2 separate regions of the Mus musculus genome follow, and region 2 is linked to region 1. A link is a loop called in an ENCODE intact Hi-C map of the cell type or tissue named here. Cell type or tissue: heart. All regions are shown on one strand. Links, peaks and the distances in the headings refer to the core of each region. The heading gives the core; the rest is flanking DNA.

The links. Peaks named below come from ENCODE experiments on the same cell type or tissue, not always from the same donor. Only the 100,000 strongest peaks of a DNase experiment are listed, where the experiment ranks them.
Region 2: a loop joins it to region 1, with 2.0 times the contacts of the local background. A loop is called at or near these places in 2 of 42 quality-filtered maps.

Annotation. Positions count from the first base shown.
Region 1 is chr2:135,201,846-135,206,247 of GRCm38, reverse strand. All of the region lies in intron 3 of Plcb1 (phospholipase C, beta 1), which reads right to left. All of the region lies in intron 2 of 4930545L23Rik (RIKEN cDNA 4930545L23 gene), which reads left to right. Among named protein-coding and RNA genes, the nearest start is that of 4930545L23Rik, 12 kb to the left of the region's middle. In heart, for the core only: no CTCF peak of the experiment used is centred there; a DNase peak (open chromatin) is centred at 1,917; H3K27ac peaks cover 275 bases.
Region 2 is chr2:135,092,695-135,097,096 of GRCm38, reverse strand. The region is part of intron 3 of Plcb1 (phospholipase C, beta 1); the gene reads right to left. Among named protein-coding and RNA genes, the nearest start is that of 4930545L23Rik, 120 kb to the left of the region's middle. In heart, for the core only: no CTCF peak of the experiment used is centred there; no DNase peak of the experiment used is centred there.

The DNA.
Region 1 (4,402 bases), core at 291-4,290:
ACAGGGTTGCTTCACAATATGTCCATGAACCCCAGGATCTTGAAGTGATGGGATTTTCTTGGCCTAACGACAGCGGTGATTTGAAGGGAGAGGCTGCCAGGTGTGATGCAGCCATCATTTGTAACCAAGACAATTGTCTCTATGGCTTTTAATTCTCAAGTCTCTATAGCTGTTAAGATACGGTGTCTATTTCATCCCATAGTGGAGTGATCTCCACACTTTCCGTCTCATTCCAATGTCCTTCCTCACAGATGGAAATGATTGAGCCTAGTCTACATCACCTTTGGGACATGGATTGCTATAATACAAATCCCAGAAAGCAAGCCCTTGTCCAGGAGACAGCATCAACTTTATTATACTCATCTACTTGTTATGGGAATGAATGCAAGGGAGCAGAGGGAGGACAAAGATTGGAAGAAAACTGTACTTTCGGTTCAATAACCTATAATTTATTTCAGTAGGAAATACTTTAAAGGGCATTTAACTTCTGCTTATGTTAAAAAAAAAGAGAGAAGATACTACCAGGTTTATTTCAGAAGCAGTATTTGAACATTGATGAATCTACACTGATATATCTCAAAACATTTTTAGGACTAAGAGTTCCAAATTGCACAGGCCAGGAAACTAATTGTTGCAGTCCTCTTATTATGGTAACATAAATATTGAAGTTAGTCAAATACTAGAAACTGCAATTAAAACTTTGTTTGGAACCCAAATAATTACCTCTAATATTTCTATTTTTGTACTCTTGAGAGTTTGTGTGTTTATTCAGAAAATATTTGAGCTGCTGCCTGGGCATGTGACTAGGTCAGTGGACTCACATTTGCTTTGTTTTGTTGTTATTGTCGTTGCTTTTTTATAAAATGAATTTGTAAAACTATTTATGAAATGCATTAGTGTTTTTCTTAAAAAAAGATTTATTTATATTTTGTGTATGAGTCCACTGTAGCTGTCTACAGACATCCCAGAAGAGGGCGTCAGATACTATTAAAGATGGTTACGAGCCACTATGTGGTTGCTGGGAATTGAATTCAGGACCTCTGTTCCAGCTCAAAAATCCTTTGTTCACACTGTGACTATTCCACTACATTTTAGTGACCAAAAAATAAAAAAAGAAAACCAAAAAACCAAAACAAACAAACAAAAAAAACTGACTAATACCAGCAAGCCGAGGGAATTATTGTTCCAGATGCTGTTGCAATTGCTGATCCAGAGACCATGCTGAGAATCACTTAAGTTTAAATGTAAACTCAGCTGGGTTGACAAGCCCTGATTGTCTTGGGCTCCATCATCTGCAAGGAAAGTGAGGGGCCGGAGGAGCCAGCTGATCATGCTAAACCTCACCAGCTGGAAATTACCTACAAAGCTGTTTGAAGTTCATCCCACAGCCTCCCTTCAGGCAAAGTGCAAATGCTAACCTGAATTTGGAACAGAGCCACTTTGAAAACCTTAAACACAGGGCTTAGCCATAGATTTAGACGGATGCATAGGAAAGCAAGGCGTTTGGTTCCTGAACTATTTGTGATGCCTGGATCTGTGTTTGGTGAATTGAGTCAATGAGTTATCAAGAATAAGACAAAGGAAGAGAAACTCAAGAGCATTACTAAGTTGACAGATGCGAGGATGGGCCACACACTGCTAGAGTGGGCTGGTCTGTAACCCAGTGTGAGTCTTGTGTTTCACAGACCACAGGCCTTTCATTGTCTGTCCTTTTGGGAGCTCTTAATAGACTATAAATGCTGACGTTACAGAAACAACATAGTATTTGAATACTGAATGTATACACTTGGGACTCTTTCAATGTAGAAAGAAAGATACTCTGAAAACAAGGAGACCAGGAGTTTCCCTTGACATCCTGTCTGGGGAACTTCATGTCGCCTTGGGAAGGAAGATCTGGAACCTTCCTGGCTAAGACAGCGGCTTTGAACCACGCCCCCAAATGTCATCAGCGCCAGAAGTTAAGCCAGGAAGCTAAGCACACAAGTTCTCTGCATTGCCACTGACAGAAAGGAGCAATTAAAAGCAAAATTCTCAATACTCTTTACCAGCTCGGCTTGCCCTTTAAGTGATGGGAACTTTTCTGTTCCTATTCTTTGACCTGAGAACAATCCCCAGTTAGCATTCTGGAGAACTGATTGGCTTTCAGTTTGAATCTGTAACCTCTGGTTAATCATCATGTATTACACAGTTTGTGGATGAAATATATTTGGGCAGGGATAGATAAGTCTATTCATGATAATTCAACGCTGACATTCAGGGTCTAATTCAATTTTCAGAAGTGATGATCTCCATGGCATTTCAGCAAGCCCGTTTTAATTAATATCGCGACACCTCTTTAAATACCATTTTGTATTCTATACACCTGCTTTAAATCAAGGCAGTCTAAGGACTATCACACAAACCTCTATTCTGGGAATGGCAAGAGCCAACCTTTCTTTTGTTTGATTTTGAAAAAATAACCTGGTATCAAATGCTCTCCTTTGTAGATATATTTTTTATGGGTAGTAGACAATTATACCTTATTTACCAGGATCAAGTTTTTCAAATTTGCCTCAATAAATTACTTATGTGAGGTAGACAAGGTAGTGCCCTGTTTCCACTGTGTGAAGTGACATTGGATGAACCTCAGGTATCTGAACTGTGGGAGTCACCCAGGCCTACAGCATGAGGGGTTGATGGTAATGGAGGTGCTGGATGGGACGTGGACTAGCAATGGGACAGATGACCTTACAGAAGAAAGCTTCTCTTCACCACATTTCCAGAGCATGCTCTGTTGGGAGAGAAGAAGCTTCGGAGTGATTTTAATATCAACCAAAGTGTAAAATCTCTTCCACAACCATGTGTCTTGATGGGCACCAAAACAGTCTGCTCAGGGGCATTGTAGATAGAGATGAACCACTTAGGCGAGTCAGGTTTGGTTCCAGAGCAGACATGTCCATGCAGTCAGGTTCTGCTTTTCTATTCCCAAATTTACATAAGGGTTCAGATGCACACACTTCAGGCTTACAGCTCTAAACAGTAATCACTACCTCTGAGAACAAAGGACATGGGCAGTAAGTGTTAGCTTTTGACATTGCTATTACTGGAGAATAAACCCAGGACCTAGTGCATGCTAGGCAAGTGCTCCTTCACTGAGCTACATCACTGTTAACATTTGTAACTCTGGTGCACACTTACATATTGGACATTGCAATGATAAAAACAAAGAGCCCCATTGCCTCTCCTTTTCTTTTGTTCATTTGGTATGGTTTTAGATTATTTTTGGTCTCATCAAGTCTTTTCTTTCTTCCTTGTATTTGGCATAGTCGTTTTAATTGCTCTTAAAAAAATCCTTGTCTTTAGGGTTGTGTCTGAGAGGTTTATATTAGCCTTGAAAGATGATCCACAGACACATCTTTATTCTTGAATAAAAATTCACAGATGCCTCTTTTAAAAAGTTCCCGTGTGCTCTTACATGCATTATAAAATGTAAGAGCAACCTTTAAGACAATTCAAAGGTTAATACAATAATGTGTTCCTTTACGGAATGCCCTTTTAAGCTCCTAATTTGGGAGAGTAACTGTCATCTAAGAATGAATCAGATACGTGCTTAATGTCTGATGGAGGCAAGATGCACTTAGCAAAATGGTTTGTTTCTAAAGGCAGTGATTTATCTGCTGTGCTATTTATACAGCGTATTTAAGGCACTGAGCTCACACCGATATGCTGTCTAAAGAGTGCCATTGCTTTGCTTCCTAAAAGAGATACTGAAGGATTCCTGCAATTCACATCTGCAAAGGGCTCTTACAAGAGCTGGACAATCTACTGTGCCCTCAGAACTCTGCTCTCAGAATGCTGGAACTGAGCCAGAAGACATGTAGCATCAGATCCCCAGAGCTCAGAAGGAATCTAGGTATCTCACCTTAGGCTTATTCAGAACCATGGTGGTCCCCAGAGGGCTTGTGTGTACAGGACTGTCTGGAAAGCCCTGATGTAGGCCTTGGTGTGGAGTGTGGTGGGTGGAACAGCTTGGGAAAACCAGAAACCAGATTTCTGAGTTCAAGCCAGAATGATTTCAGGGCCACCTCTCAGCATTTTCTTGAAGAATTAGTTGCTCACTGAAGCCATGTTTTCAGTCAGTGCTGGCAAACACCAAACCGAGGCAAGGGCACGTATTCTCTGAAATGACCTGGACTGAGCTTGAATGCCTAGCCTGGGCTCTGAGGGCAGTATGTCTCATTTTCTTCAGAGCGAAAGAACCTTCTTAAGACAGCCAGGAAGCCATGTGAAACTTCTCAAAATTCCTCAATGCAAAATAATTACATGACTTTAGTCTTCCACACTCTCCCAAAAGTAAGCCCCCAAACTAAACCTCAATCAGACTCACCATGTTTTCAGGAGGAACAATGTGCTATGTTCATTG
Region 2 (4,402 bases), core at 87-4,086, 110 kb after region 1:
GCCATGCCACTCTATTTACAGGGCAAAGTTTGTTCATCTGTGGCTCTTGGCAAGTGAGCCAAGGAGTGGTTTGGTATATAGTATGTACTCAGAAGAATGGAAGAGAGGCTAGAATGTTGGCTTTCCCAACAATCCTGCTTTACTCTTGAACTCTGTCCGTGCTGCAATATAGAAGTGTGGGCTAATGTTCCAGAAGGTGAGCTAGGCTGAAAGAGACACCACCTCAGCAGAGTTCCTGCGCAGCCAGCATCCAGCTGATGTGGAAGATGACAGCTTAGCCTGATTACCCATCAGCAGAACGGCTCCCAAATGCAGAACTCAGATTGCAACAGGCTGAATGGGAACCTAAACTGAAGTTTGTCTCAGGTCACGAAATATTGGAGCAAAGCAAGCACCTCCCCCCTCCCCCTTATACAAAGGTGAGTCGCCACTATATGCCACATGTCCCTGATTACTGGCCAGAAAGTTTTCTATAATCTCCTTATTTCTTGGAACTGGAGTCTCTCTAAGAAGACAGATCTTTGACAGCTTTATTTTATCTCTGGATTCTAAGCTCTTAGGGGTTCAGTGAAGACTAGTGAGGTCAGCAAATGAATCTAAGATTTTACACGCCATTCTAAAGTTAAACACAAACAAATGCAAATATCAACCCTTGGCTGTTTAGTTGATGACTGGAACTGATTGTTTTCTTAGCTTTATTAGTGTCCTAAAAGATAAACTGTGAGTGACCAAAAAACCAAAAGATCGTTGCAAAGTCATTATTATATTATATACTAAAAGAGGTGAGAAACTTGGGTACTTGTGAATAAAGATTATCTACTAGGTTAGCAAATTAATGCAGCGATTAAAAATAACACTCCCTTTAATAAGCAAGGCTAAATTTCTGTTGCTAATGAGCTCCTCAAATGGCTATTCATTAAGTGAACTGAAAATATAATGAGTTCAAATATTTTTCTATACTTGGCTTATTTATTCAAAACATATTTTGTACCTTTACCAACAAAAATATCTCATAAACTTACTGGGTACTTGTTTTGTTTTCTGTCATCCGAATGGATGATCCCAGCAACCATTGGTTACTCAAAATGTGCTTTGATCTGCATAAAATAATCTAAAGCTTTGGTCCAGCAGCCACATCCAATTTATTTTATGATCAAATGCATGGGTAACTCATCTATAATTAATTGGCTTGTAACTGGTGTCAACAGCCTTCACAAACTAAAGAATATTTATCTTGTTTTGTATAAAATGACAAAAGAGAGATGGGTAAATTAGATAGCAATTTTCTCCTCAAAACATATTTAATAATTGCTGGCAGAACTGTAAGCAAAGCATTATCTTTTGAATTACTTTCCAAAATTAATTTTAGACAGACTGTATTTACTGAGATTCTCATATATCATTTTATAGTTCAATAACAAATATCAAACAGATATTTCAAATGCTCAACAATGCATTTAATGACTTTTAACATTTTAAACGTTTTGCTGTTGGCGTGTATGGGCTGCAGTTAAAACACAAATAAAATGCAAATTTATTTTTTATTTTAAGTTTTAATGTGTTTCTGTTCATAAAATTCATGAGCCTAAGCAAAAATGTTGTATTTTCATTTCATTCCTAAGCAATTAAATTCATTAGCATGTTTATGATACAGTTATATTTTTAGCTTCCTTAGTCACATATATATTATATACGTGGCATTTGATGTTATTACAGGAGGCATTTAAGACTGTATGCCAACATCTAATATCATCAGTCAGTCAATACCTCAGACTCAGCATACAGACCCAAGATCAACTAGCTTTTATTTATTTGTGTCCCTGTCTTTCTAGGTCAGTTTTCTACTTGCAAAATGAGCATACTGCCTCATAGGTAACCTTCAGCAATATTATAAAGGCAAACATGACATTTCCCAAGTATATATAGGTAAGGTACTAGATACACTACTGCACAAAAGATTAGATTGTGCATGTGTGTATGTGCACACACACACACACACGTGTGTGTGTGTGTGTGTGTGTGTGTGTGTGTGTGTGCATACAGACAACTTGCTATGTGTATACTGTGTACTATCACAGTCTCTCCCTGGCTGGATTTCTAATTATGCCAATAGAAGGTGATGATTAATACTGTCCTGAGGGCTGGGACTGTAGCTCTGTGGTAGAACGTACACTAACCATGCCTGAAGCTCTGAGTTCTGTCTCGAGCACAAGAAAAACAACTAAGCAAGCAGGAAAACAAATAAATAAATAAAAGGGGTGAGAAAATGCTCTTAGCATACCTCTTGCCAAAAAATATCTGCAGATGAAATCTGCCTCCACAGTGGCCTGTTGACTATTACTAGTTTGCCTGGATGGCTCTATCTTTCTTAAGAGTTCCAGGCGTAGGAGATGAGAACACTGCTCACTGTTGTCATTTCAAGGGAAAATAGAAATAGATCACCCCGCATTCTCAGAGAATAAGTTTTCCTTGAATACTTTAGATCTGGGATATACTTTTGCCACCCTCTGAATAACAAGTCTTTCATTTAGCTTTCTCAGGGTCTCGTTGACTATGTATTGTGTGAAGCAATAATGCCGCACACTGGAAGTTAAAGACAAAAACATGACATAGTCCCCTCTGTTACTGACTCTATCCCTTTAAGAAAAGGGAAGAAAGCGTGACAAACTGAAAGATACTATCTTTGTGTGATAAACGTTTTGAACAAAGCAAGCCTGGTGAATGTGGGAGAAGGATCTACAGAAGTTGCAATAGAGTGCTCACAGACGCTGTGTGTGGAGATGACTCTTTCCCTGAGCTCGGAAGATGTGTAAACGTAAGGCAGAGACTAACAAATGCAGAAGACATTCAAACCAGAAAGAGGTAGAGAAGGGAGACCTTGAGGAAGAAGGTGGATAAGAGGCCTAGAAACAGGAAGTCTAAGTATGAAGGCCAGCACAGGTAATAAGGGTAGACCCGGAGTTAATGAACACACCAGTCCTTTCCCAAATGGAAGTCAGAATGCGAAGCTTATGAGATGTCCTCAAACACCCAAGGTAGAGCTACCACACTACAAGAAGGACAGACAGAAGGGAAAGAAGAGGAGGAGCCTTAGAGTCTTCATTAACTCCAGTCTCACCTTTTTTTTTTTTTTTTTTAATACTTGCTTCTAAAACCAACTTGCAGTCAGCAACCCTGCTAAGGCTGTGGTGTTAGCGTTGCTCAAATTGTTTCTCAGAAACTTAGAGCTGCTTTTGTGTCTCTCAAATCGGTTAAAACCATAGGCCCTCGGGCACCTGTCCAGATGTTCATCAGGTAGCCATCTGAATCAGAGGGCCCCCAAGGCTCCCTCAGAGCTTGTCAGAGCTGCCACTCTCTAAGTGAATGGCCTATGAGGCACCGAGGTTGATGCTTCCCCCTGCAACATGAACTTCTGTCCTTTTGAGAAGAATGGCATTGCTGCTGCTCTGACACCACTGAAAGCAATTCAAGAGCTGGAGAAAATTAACAGAAGTAAAACACATGTTTCACATTGTCTGTGTAATTTTATTATTAAAACTATATATTATCACAAACTAATAAGATCAATTATGCCTCACTGTAATACAATCAATATGTTGGCGTTACAAATAGTAACTTTTTCTTTACAGAAATTAAGGCAGCAAATTTTCACACTCAAATCTATATCGAGGTGAGAAAAATCTACCTCTGTTTAGCTTTAATCATATCATACATTCTAAGACAGATATTTTTAGGTCCTGGCTTCTGTCTGCGTTCTCTTGTGGGCCAAGGGATATTCATCATTTCCCTTTACTTCTTCAGTCTAAAACTGTAACCTGCTGCATCACTCTTCATCATGAATGGTGTAGGAGGAAGTGGAATCAACAAAAACAAGCATTTCCTGCTTACATTGTTTAACTTTATATCATGTTCCTTTTTATATATATATATAGAAACTACCCAATTCTGAAACACAATTGTGTCAAATATTTCCATAAAACATTCTTTTATGCAAACTTACAAAAGACCTATTTGAACAGTTTATTGCAAGAATTCCATTTGGGAGATGTAGCTGCCAATGCAAACTGCATAAAAGGCATGACTCACACAGCCAAACAAGCTCCGTGCAAATCAGGACTACTTCAAAAGCCTTAAGGCTGGAACGCTAGGAAAGTCAACAGAAAGGAAATGAACTTGCTTGCTTTTTCATTATCAAGCTGAGAAGAACTGGCTGAGGAAAAAAAATGATTGACAAAAGTAAGCATTCACTGAAAATGAGCAGGTTTGCTACTGAAAGAGGAAGCTGACACACAAAACAATTCCAGTCAGCTTCTCTCACCCAATCCACACTGTGAGTGAAGAATGTGTAGTCAACGTCAACTTAATAATTTGAATTTCCAGTCCAAAGGGAGTAAAGGGAACC